2 separate regions of the Homo sapiens genome follow, and region 1 is linked to region 2. Evidence: chromatin contacts called from ENCODE Hi-C or POLR2A ChIA-PET data. All regions are on one chromosome and are shown on one strand. The core of a region is the stretch at or near the end of the contact, and the rest is flanking DNA. Distances in the headings are between cores, read along the strand shown.

Region 1 (6,118 bases), core at 3,288-5,787, 510 kb after region 2:
GTTGGGAGACGATGATGATGTCCATTGCTGTGTGATGGCTTGGAATTTAATTTATTAAAGTCAAATTGGAGTTTATAAACTGGACAACTGGTTATCCTTTGAAAGGCAGTAGGCAGCCAGGCTGTGACATGGATGGTGTGGGAGGATGAGACAGGGGCCCGGATAATGAGGTTGGGTAGATGACACACATTGTGGATCTGCTAAGAAGTTCCTGCAGGGAAGAAGGGGTGTGCAGAGAAAGGATGGAAGAGACAGGAGGCTCTGGAGTATGAAATTGTAGCAAAAAACTCAATCAACTAGTACAGGTTAGTCTTCATTCCCCTTTCTGGAACAGGCTGCTCCTTCTAGGATGTAATGGAGATCAAAGCTTGGACCCTGTAACTAGACTGCCTGCCTGGGTTTGAGTCCCAGCTCTTCTAATTACTTGTGTGACCTTGGGCAAGTTATGTAACCTCTAAGTGCCTCAGTTTTCTCATCTGTAAAATGGGAACTTCAATCATCATGGCTATCATTTGGTTGTGGATGAGAAGTAAATGAAGTGCTGAGTGTTAACTGTTGCCTCAGAAGAAACTGGGAGGGGGAAGTCTTAGAAGTGTTTCAACATAATAAAAGCTCTCTCATTCTGAAATGTGGGCAAATTTCAGGGATTGATAGATCCTAGCAAACTGTGTCCCTGGTTCCCGTGCTTGAGATCTTATACAGGACTTGAACCAGGTAAGCTGCTACAGGATATTGGGCAGAATGCAGGACCAGGAAGCAAGAAAACTGAGTCTGCCACAGACAAACCAAGTGATCTTGAGCAGGCAACTTCTCCTTTGGGGACCTCAGTTTCCTCATATCTAAAATAAGGGTGACCTGGATAAACATTCAGGTCACTTCCAGCCTTGACATTCTATGACTACCTATATCTCAGGGTGTTTAGGGCACATGCCTTTGGGTAGATAGCATGTGGAAATTGTTACTATTCCCCATGCTCCTGTCCACACTACTCACCAAATATGAGATATCCGGGAAGAATGGAGGGTATAGATTTTTTTTTTCAATTAGATAATTTAGTTTTATATATTTGGGGGGACAAGTGCAGGTTTCTTACATGCATATATTGCATGCATAGAGGTGAAGTCTGGGCTTTTTTTAGTGTGCGCATCGCCCAAATAGTGAACATCATACCCAATAGGTAGTTTTTCAACCCTCACCCTCCTCCCACCTTCTCACCTTTCATAGTCTCCGATGTCTTTTATTCCACTCTATATGTCCATGTATACCCATTATTTAGCTCCCACTTATAAATGAGAATATGCCATATTTGACTTTGTTTCTGAGTTATTTCACCGAGGATAATGGCCTCCAGTTCCACCCATGTTGCTGGAAAACACATGATTTCATTCTTTTTTATGGCTGAGTAGTATTCCACTGTGTGTGTGTGTGTTGGGCGATGATAATGATGTCCATTGCTGTGTGACAGCTTGGAATTTAATTTATTAAAGTCAAGTTGGAGTTTATAAACTGCATTTTCTTTATCACTCACTACATTAACTACGTTTTCTTTATCCAATCCTCCATTGATGGACACATCGATTTGGTTGATTTTTATGTAGTGAAATGTTCAATTCTAAGTCATGAAAATTCAAAGAGATTTTTCAAGCTGTTTCCCCAGTCTAAGAAATGTAACTCTTAGTGGTTCACAGAGGAACAGTTTTTCTACCAGTATGACACGACAACCAAACACAGTGAACTTGTGATTGCACAAGAAACTTTTGTTGATGGGAGAACAGGTATTCAGAGTTCTACAGGACCTGGGGAATGAGTAGATGGTAACTGGAATCTGTATTGAGCTTCCAGTACTGAGCTGCCCAGAGTTCCATGGAATCACATATTTTAGTGAAGAAGAGCCTGATCACGTTTCAAAAATAGGGAATTTTTAAATGAATGAAAAAAATACGAAACATATTTTCATCAACTTAATCCATTTCACACTTTCAGAAGGGATCCACAGCTTTTAATGAGTATGAATTATGCTTTCAGTTTTTGTGGCAGCTTTTAAAGAACAAATCTCAGGATATGTCTGAATTACCCAGCCAAAATTGTGGCTTGTTTTCAAGAGAAGCAGATTGAGATAGAAGTAAACTATGCTAGACAGAATGACACTGCTTTAAATTTTGGAAACATATATATGGATCCCAGAGCAATCCTGAAATTTTTGCTCTGTAACCTATGTTTGAGTTTACACAGCTCTGTGAATGAACTTTTTCTTCATAAAATTGCTAAATAAAGCTAAAAGCTATTTTCAGTGGTGTAAATCTGAATTAAAATGAGGATGGCATTTCATGAAGTACTACTATATGCATTTTTGAATGAATAAAGTTGGTAAGATATATTTTGTTACTTTTGAATTACATTTTTTAAAACGCTTTTTTTTTTTTTTTGAGACAGAGTCTCTCTCTGTTGCCCGGGCTGGAGTGCAGTGGAGTGATCTTGGCTCACTGCAACCTCTGCCTCTCAGGTTCAAGCGATTTTCCTGCCTCAGCCTCCTGAGTAGCTGGCACTACAGGCACCCACCACCACACCTGGCTAATTTTTGTATTTTTTGTAGAGATGGGGTTTCGCCATGTTGGCCAGGCTGGTTTCGAATTCCTGACCTCATGATCCGCCCGCCTCGGCCTCCCAAAGTGCTGGGATTACAGGCATGAGCCACCGCGCCCTGCAAAACCCTATTTTAAAATAGGGACCAAGTTATAACTCACTGTTGTTAAAACCAAAATTTATGCACAAGTATGACTTTACTATCTTAATGGCATTTTAAATTTTATTTTATATATATTGAACATTTAATGTGTTTTCTGATTGTACAAATTATATAGGTTTATTTTTAGATTAGAAGATACAGAAAACTACAATGCAATAAAATATCAGTCTTAACCAACTTTATTAAGGTATATTATTTAACAAGTATGTCTTGAACCCTTACTGAGTTTCAGCCACTGGGCTAAGTGAGTGATGGGTTTTTTGTTTTATTTTGTTTTTTGTTTTGTTTTGAGACAGAGTCTTGCTCTGTTGCCCAGGCTGGTGTGCAGTGGTGCCATCTCAGCTCACTGCAACCTGTGCCTCCTGGGTTCAAGCGATTCTCCTGCCTCAGCCTCCCGAGTAGCTGAGATTATAGGCGCCCGCCACGATGCCCAGCTAGTTTTTGTATTTTTAGTAGAGACGGGGTTTCCCCATGTTGGCCAGGCTGGTCTTGAGCTCCTGACCTCATGTGATCCACTCGCCTCGGCCTCCCAAAGTGCTGGGATCACAGGCGTGAGCCACGACACCCGGCCCACTGATGGAGTTATAAAGGTGAAGAACTAGTCTAGTGAAGAATGCAGACTGAGAGTAAACAGACAAATACAATGTGACTGAGCTGTATTGTTAAATACAAGAAAGGACTATCAGGAAGACTTTTTGGAAAAAGAAGCATCTACACTGAGACCATAAAAATTAGTAGGAGTCAGTCAAATAAATGTGGGAGGAGGAGAAAGGGATTATTCCAGGTAAAGAAAACAAGTTCAAGGCTTGAGAGGTAAAAGGTGGCTTGGTGTGGTGGAAAAGGTGAAAGAAATTTGCGACTGGAGAGCAAGAAATATGGTCGAGAAGGACTAAAAAAAAGTAGACAGGGAGAGCCCAGATGCTGAAGGGTCTAGAAAACCTCAGTATGGTTTTGGAGCTTTGCCCTGAAAGCAATAGAATGCCTTTGAATTGTCTGAAGCAGATGGTAACTTGATCAGGTCTGCTTTTTGCAAAGTGGAGAATGCTTTGGAAGGAAGCAAGTGTGCACGCAGCGGGACCCATTAGACTAATGTATAAATCCTGCCTGGAGGTCATCACTGGACAGGGGAGGTGGGGGAGGCGGTGAAGATAAACAAAAGGGGATAAATTTGAAATATCCTGTTTTAAAAGGAGGTAGAATCCACAGAACTTGGCAATGGATTGGATGTGAGAAGTGAGAGGAATCAGTGATGACTGCCAGCTTTCTGACCTGAACGAGTGGATGAAGGGAAGCCGAGTTTTGGGGGGAAAGAGAAACATATAATACCAACATTTAAAACATAATAAGACTAAGAGGCTGAAGGAAAGGGTAGAACCTTCAATCTGAGCCGAGCGGGGCCGACAGCGCTGGGCAGCATCCCACGCCTTTTTCTCCGCGAGGCCCACGCAACCAGCCAACTAAAGCGAAGAACCACGTGAGGGAGACCCCACTGCGCACCAGGCGCGAGCCCTGCGCATGCCCGTTGGGTCCCGGAGGCCGAGCCTGCGCAGTTAGGGGAACTCAGGCCCATAGGCTCCCCGCCTTTGCGTTGCCCTGAGCAGCGAGGCGCGGTCACGTGCTACCTTTTGCACGTATCCTGTCGCCCCTCTGTCCGCCCGGGACGCCTAGCCCCACCCACTGTTCCCGCCCCTTCCGTGTTTTGGTGCGCACGGGTTCCGCCAGACACAGCTACCATTGGCTGTCAGTCGGATCCGAGAACGACGATTGGCTTTCCTTGACCGTCCCTCAAGCGCCTCTCCGGAGATGGTCTGAGGTGGGAGAAGAGCTGAAGAGACCTGGAGCCGACAGACGGTAAGCTGGGGTATGTGCTCTGCAGGGGCTGCAGGAGGCCAAGCTCTTCCCGAGCCACCTCGGCGAGTATTCTTGCCGCTTGGCCACGCTGGTCTGCCCTGGTCCGGTCCCCTCACCCCGACTGGAACCTCCCTGCTTTCTAGTCTAGGGGCTTCGCTGCGGCTGAGACTCGGTCGCCGCCACGCCTTAGCGTGAAGGATTCCGGGAAGCCTGCGGGACTGCGAGTGGAGAGGTTTTGCCCAACGGGACGGTCTCCTTCCTTCTGTCCAAATTCTACCTGTCCTTCGAGGCGTGGTGCGGGCCCCACTGCTTAGGGGAGACTTCCTTTTCGCCTGACCGCGGAGGTGTCTCTCTGTCCTGGTCTCCCTCATCGGGTACTTTGTTTCGGTCGTTGTCTTCACGTATCAGTCTTATCTTTTTGGCCAAATTATGAGTTCTTAGGCGTTTAGGACCCTTTTTTTCTTGAATACCACAGTTCATTCATTGTCTTGCGTTACAGTATATGCCCTCTTAAGTGTTAAGAGGGTAGAGTGAAGATCATGCCCCTATCTCCTCAGAGTAGAAACAAGAGACACAGAAAGAGAAATTAAAGAAGACAGGAGGACAGTCAGAGAGCGTCAGGGAGTTTTGCCTAGGTTTCAGATCATTCTGTATCGCCAGCTAGCTTGCCTCCTTGGACTTACCCACCAGTCTAACAGCAGGTGTATGTTTAGAATATTTGTGCTCGGCACAGTGTAGGGACACGGGCAGGTGTGATATGGTTTCTGCTCAGAAGCTTCTTATAGTCCAATTGGGTAAACGAGACTAGAACACATAAAACGACCATGGCAACATGAAAATAGGGTTGAAGTTTTATGGTGTCAGCTGTGCCAGCCATAGAACTAAGGAGCAAGAGTAGATTCAGGGATGGGGTAGTTTAGGAAGGCTTCCCGGAATGTGATTATCTCCTGATATTTATTGAGTACCTGGGGTGTGCAAAGCTCTGTGCTGAATCTGAGAATGAGAAGTGAATAAGTGATGGCCACTGTCCTGAGAAACTCCTAGTCTAGGGGAAACAAGTTTCATTGCATTGATAGCAAAGATGTGTGTGGATGCCGTGGGCAAGAGATGGGATATGCCAGCTGTACCTGGATGAATTGGGAAGGGGGTCATCAAAGAGAAGACTTTGGGGTTTGAAAGGCGAATAGAAGTTGCATAGGTAGGCCTGTCGCGGTGGCTCACACCTGTAATCCCAGCACTTTGTGAGGCCGAGGCGGGCGGATCACTTGAGGTCAGGAGTTTGGGACCAGCCTGACCAACATGGCAAGACCTCGTCTCTACTAATACTACAAAAATTAGCTGGGCGTGGTGGTGCGTGCTTATAGTCCCAGCTATAATACTTCGGAGGCTAAGTCACGAGAATCGCTTGAACCTGGGAGGCGGAGGTTGCAGTGAGCCCAGATCACAGCACTGCACTCCAGCCTGGGCGACAGAGCAAGACTCCATCTCCAAAAAAAAAAAAAAAAAAAAAAAGAACTTGCG
Region 2 (5,681 bases), core at 1,913-4,412:
CCAAGTTAGACAAGTGTTAACTACAGCTAGTACTAAACATGGATCTATATGAGAGTAGGTAACATGGCTTCTGTCTTGTAGGCTCTAGAGGAATCTCAAGCAAAACCTCACAAATGATTTTCTTTTGCTATGCACATCTGTCTTATTACAACCCCCTTACCCCCAATTCCCTTGTCCTAGAAGATCCACAAGTAGGTTGGTTGCTGTGCATTGCTGTTACCCAAGGGCAGACAGCAACACTACAAATAGCTGCCTTAACGTCTTATCCTGGGGAGTTGGGGATTGATACGGAGGTAGGCCTTTAGAAAAATTAGACTATCTTTCCAAACCAGGCTGTTTTCCCTCTCACAATCACAAGTCAAGCTATTAGGCAGTTTTCAGAAGCTTGGACCACTTCTCCCATCCCCCACCGCAGTTTTTTTGCCCTGCTGTTCTTAGGGCAGGGGCTAAGTGGTTATTTAGGGTCTAAACCAATACTGGAAAGCTTCCCTAGGTTTACTCTGGGTGATCAGATTGATTACCAAACCAGGACAGGGGCTGTTTGAAAGAAGCATTAGAAATTCAAGACAATGAGAGAAATTGAAATAGGTCTTGTCTCCCATTCTTTTGCCCAAATGAATGCTTGTTCTTTTAGCTCATTAGGAAAGCCCTTAGCCTTGGAGGTACACAAGACCAGTCTTCTGTCCTACCCAAATTTCCCACTTAGCTTGGATGCATGTTAGCTTTGGGTCGAAGCAGACTATGCAATTTCTAAGACAGCTGAAAAGAGAGCTTTGAACTTTTCCCCAAGTTGCTGCAGGGTCATTGCTACCACCACGCCTACACCAATGATGCCTGACTTCAGGATCCAGAGGCCAGAAACGGACAGCTTTCTGGAAGAGGGTGTGTATCTACAAGGATTGCTTGCTGTATGAGCAATAATCACCTCTCTGGGGCTAGAGGGAGTACAATTTGAGAGGTGGGACAAAGTGGGGAATGTGCCAAGGCAAAAGCAGGAGTATGGAAATTCACTCCTGACACTTGTAGCCAATGCAAAGGGCCTTAGAAAAATCCACTCTTCCTTCCACACCCAGGCTTTGCCCTCTCCCCCTGCTTCCACTTCGGAAAGTCTGAAGCAGGCCTGGAAAGCTGTTTTCTGCTTTCTTTCCCTCTCTTCCTCCCCCTTTCCTGAGCTCCCAGCTGCTCGACCTCTTGCGTAACTGTGAGAGAGCGCTGAGTTTTTTGATGGGCTCCAGATGTGGAGCAGGGCGGAGATGGAGAGTGGGGGCGGTAGGTCTTTAGTCCCCTGAGTGCTCTAACTGTGGGAACATAGAGGCCTGACACAGCAGGGGAGAGGACACATTGCACAGCGCCTTTATCATAGGGTCAGCTGGTCCCTGTGTTGGGAGGTCAGTGAGAGAAGTTGGGTGCTGTTTCGACCCTCTGCCTCAGCATCCACTGCCTCCATGGCAGGCTTGATTATTCCCTGAAATTCCTCCTGCCCAGTACAGTAAAGAGGAGCTGGGGGCCGTGAAACAGAATGAAGTGAAAAGCCTCTGAGGTACTGCAATCTGGACCCCTCCCCTCAGTGCTGGGTCTTGGCACATGGGATACAACAGTTTGGGTTTTTTCCTTCTTCCTTTTTTTACATACCCAAATAGCCTGAATATTACTGTTGTGATCTGCCTCATGAAGGTTCATCAGAATTACTTTCATGACTTCAAACAGTATGAAGAGAGGAAAAACTAGAGTCTCGCTCCTCAAATCCTAGGACTTCCTGGTACCCACAGCATATTCTGGATCTTGAGTGTTCCACCTCCATTAGCTATAGCAGGTGGCAGCAAAGGGCGGCCTCTCCCCTCCCCCTCCTTGTCTGCTGCTTGGCCCCGGTCAGCTTCAGTCTCCAGCCGTGGGGGGTCCCCTGCTAAGGCCAGCCCTGTCAATGAGTGACCAGAGATTCCTGTAGTTCAGCCTCCTGCTGTTCCTGGGTTAGGGAGAGACGGCACAAACTAAACTCATTGAATTAGAACAGCACTTGTCCATCTCAAAGAGGATAAATTATTTTTTGCTATCCACCCCAGCTGGAATTTAGACCAGACTTACAGGCTTTCTGCTCCTTCCTTCAGTGAAGAAGAGTCTCCAGGGTCCCTCTAGTGCAGGTCAAAGAAGTCCAGTCCAGCTGAGTTCAGCTCCCTAGGGCCTCCCCAGCCAGTCTCCTGGACCAAGAGCTGGCTTTGCAAGGTAAGGATCCACTGTCAGCGTTGGATTTCGGAGTGGAGGTTGAGATGGAGAATGACTTCAACCTAGCTCAATTTGGGGGCTGCTTTTAGGTGTTTAGTGCCTCCTTCTCTTCCTTATTAACTCCCACTCCTACTACAGGTTGGTGTGCTCAATTGTATGTCTATAGCCTGCCTCCATCTCCCAATCTGTAATCCAGCAAGTCTGTCGGGGTGGAGGGGTGTGGAGCTCCATGGGGGCAAGATGATAATTCCATTCGGTTTTCCTGTGCTTTGGAGTTTGCATGACACTTTAACGAGTCTTCTTGTGCCTATCCTTAAGAAAGTCTGTGAAGCCTGATGTGCGTGGCTATCAATGTCATTTACAGCTCTTCATGGTGGGGCTTGGAATAGGGCGAGGGGAGGAGGTGACAGGGAGAAGACCTGGGTACCCTCAGTAGATGTTCTGGAGATGTTGAGAGCATGTTGTAGGGGCTTCGATTTGGGAGGTTCAGTGGGAGCCCGTGGAGGTTTCAGGCATCTAAGGCAAAAAGAAAGAGGGGAGAGTTTGGGGGAGGGAGAACGGATTGTCAAAAACACCCTCTCAAAAGCGTGTTAAAGCCTGGGAGTGGAGGGTGGTCTAGGAGAGTCGGGAGGGCAGGGTGGGAGGAGAGGGGGATGTGTGGTGGTGGTGGTGGTGGTGGTGGTGGTGGTGGTGGTGGTGGTGGTGGTGGTGGTGATGGTGGAGAGCCCAGCTGCAAAGATGAACAAAGCGGGCGCTGTGCAGGCTGGGGGAGGTGCTGCTGTGGGAAAGGGTGGGTGGGGGGACCTTGGGCTCCAGCCCCACAAGGGCGTCTTCTTTGGCTGGCCAGGCGGACGGGACGGGGGACGGGGGCGGGGACTGGCGGGAGGGGGGCGGGACAGGCTCGCTCTCCTCCTACTTAGCGAGCTCCCGGGGAAAAGCAACGGTGTCCTCCTAAGCCTGAGGCCACCGCGACCGAGCCGAGCCAGGCTAAGGGACCAGTGTCTCCCTGCCCCCCCCCCACCTCTAGGTAAGAGCGCCCCGTCCCACTACACTTGCGGGTCCCATTCGCTGCGGTGCTAGGACTGGATAAGGGGAAGTCCCCGGGGCCTGGCGAGAGCCCTGAGATCAGCTCTAGGCTAGGGAGCTCGGCAGAAACCCGTGGGGGAGAGAGGGCACCCCAGGTGAGTGCGTGGGGGCGAAAGGAGCGTTATGGGGAGTTTTCCTGTGAGCCTCTTGCTTTTGCCTTCCTCGGCCGCTGCCAACGCCACCGCCAGAGGGGGCCGTGACGCTCTCCCCCCCTTGGAGAAACTCTGATCCTGGCCCTATCCAGACTCTCCCGCCGGCACCCAGGCGGCCGGGCGGACACTCGCGGGGTATCGGGCGGCGAGCGCGCGCGCGGGTTTTCGTCCTCCAGCGCCCCACACCTCCCCCTCTCCGCCCACAGCAGGACCTTGGGGCGGGGGTATCTCCTGTGACGTCTCCCCGCCTGTCCCCAGGCCGGCCGCCTTGATGGACCAGGAAGGGATTCGGAGTCCGGCTCAGAGTCTTGAGCGTCTAGGAGGGCTGCCTGGGGGTGTCCAGGAGATGGGAAGCCCGCCTGGGGCCTCCCAGGCACTCCCCAAGGCCCCACGTCCTCGGGGGCCGGGGAGGCCGCCTGGGGCGCCTTGCCACGCCCGCGCGGTCCCTATTGGAATCCCTAGCGGAGTTCCCCGAGCGGAGGCTGACCCAAGTCATCCGGGCTCCCCCGGGATAGGGAAGTGCGGGCGGGCGGCTGGGTAGGGGCGCCGGCGCAGGGTGGCCGAGTCGCCCGCTAGCGCTTCCGCCGAGGCAGGCTCGAGTGGGGACTTGGCCGGGCGACCGCACAGCCCTGCCGGGGACCCACGGCTCTGGGGCGGGGCTGCATTCTGGGCCGTTAGCTCAGCGGTCCTGGAGCCTCCCGAGGCTGACTCATCGGGCGGCGGGCTCACCCCCCAGCCGTCAAACGCAAACGCAGGCGCCCCACCACGCCGGGCTCCCACGCGGCACACACGCACGCCTCCGCGACACTTCGCACACCTACGTCCCTGCGTCACGCCACCCAGACACACCCGGACCCGCCCACACGCCGAGGCCTTCCCACGCACTCCATGCCTTACGCCTCACAGGAAAGCGCCCCGCGCTCACGCAGCCCCTCACACCCGCAGCCCCGCTTACACGCGCCCCAGCTCACACATGCACCCCAGTCACACAGCCTACCTCACACACGCACCCCAGTCACACACACAACCCAGCTCACACACGTACCCGTCACACATGAGGCCCCAGCTCACACACGAAGCCCAGCTCACACACGCAGCCCCAGCTCTCACACACACACCCCAGTCAAACACGAGGCCCCAGCTCACACACGAAGCCCAGCTCACACACACTGCCCCAGTTACACAGCCCAGCTCATGCAAGCAGCCCGTCACACACACAGCCCAGCTCACACACACAGCCCAGCTCACACAAGCAGCCCGTCACACACACAGCCCAGCTCACACACACAGCCCCAGTTATACACACACAGCCCAGCTCACACACGCAGCCCGTCACACACACAGCTCAGCTCAATACACAGCCCAGCTCACACACACAGCCCCAGTTACACACACAGCCCAGCTTACACACACAGCCCAGCTCACACACACAGCCCATCACACACACAGCCTATCACACACACAGCTCAGCTCAATACACAGCCCAGCTGACACACGCAGCCCAGCTCACACATACACTCCAGCTCACACACGCAGCCCGTCACACAGCCCCAGCCACACACACAGCCCAGCTCACACACGCAGCCCAGCTCACACATGCAGCCCCCTCACACATGCAGCCCCAGTCACACACACAGCCCAGCTCACACCGCAGCCCCAGCTCACACACGCGGCCCCTCACACACATTCAGCCGCCCTTCCCGCAGCTGCCAGGCTCGGAACGGGCGGTGTCTGTGGGGGCCGCCCCGTTTCCCGGCCGCGCAAACAAGCGGCTCCTTCTCTCTGCCCCGCCAAAGAAAGGCCGCTTGTCAGGGGCGGGCGGGCAGGCGGCAGCGGCAGGCGCCCAACACTGCGGCCTTGTCCCACGCGGGCAGCCTGGGCAGGAGCAGGCCGAGGGGTGCAAGGGGCCGCTACCTTGCGGAAACCTCCCTCCCTCGGCCCTGCGGACCGCGGAGAGGCACCTTTCCACCACCGGACACCCAAGCAACAGCCCTCGCTCCATCCGCGCTCTCCCGGCTCCCCCTCTCCTCGGGCCGCCCATCTCTCCTCTCTTCCGCCTTTGGGGTCCCGGTGGGCCCCAGCCTCCCTCTCCTTCGCCCCATCTCCCCGCCCGTCAGCCTCCCCTCCGCTGCCCTCGCGCATCCCCAGTGTTCCCGTCTGTCGTCGCCTCCACTTGAGGACCCGCCTGTCCTTTCTTCCCCCGACCCCTCCACCTCTGTGTTC

Evidence for each region. Hi-C counts contacts between places; a loop is a spot of excess contacts on that map. ChIA-PET counts read pairs that join two places held with the same protein, here RNA polymerase II (POLR2A). Pooled maps may share reads with other maps.
Region 1: a pooled map shows a loop between it and region 2 (2.9-fold over the local background). The contact joins the promoter of HINFP here to the promoter of PHLDB1 in region 2. A Hi-C loop is called at or near these places in 2 of 50 pooled maps. POLR2A ChIA-PET finds 5 or more read pairs at or near these places in 3 of 52 experiments (AG04450, CD4-positive, alpha-beta T cell and naive thymus-derived CD8-positive, alpha-beta T cell).

What each region holds. Positions count from the first base shown.
Region 1 is chr11:119,117,043-119,123,160 of GRCh38, forward strand. HINFP (histone H4 transcription factor) reads left to right here and starts at 4,538. Exons shown (of 10, transcript NM_198971.3): 1 at 4,538-4,597. It overlaps C2CD2L (C2CD2 like), which reads left to right. Exons shown (of 14, transcript NM_001290474.2): 14 at 1-1,502. RefSeq lists a silencer at 4,272-4,551.
Region 2 is chr11:118,604,453-118,610,133 of GRCh38, forward strand. PHLDB1 (pleckstrin homology like domain family B member 1) reads left to right here and starts at 3,163. Exons shown (of 23, transcript NM_001144758.3): 1 at 3,163-3,247. LOC124902765 (a long non-coding RNA gene) reads right to left here and starts at 4,059. Exons shown (of 2, transcript XR_007062908.1): 1 at 3,671-4,059; 2 at 1-2,736. RefSeq lists a cis regulatory region at 200-395, silencers at 3,655-3,744, 3,805-3,874 and enhancers at 4,002-4,296, 4,334-5,008, 5,009-5,681.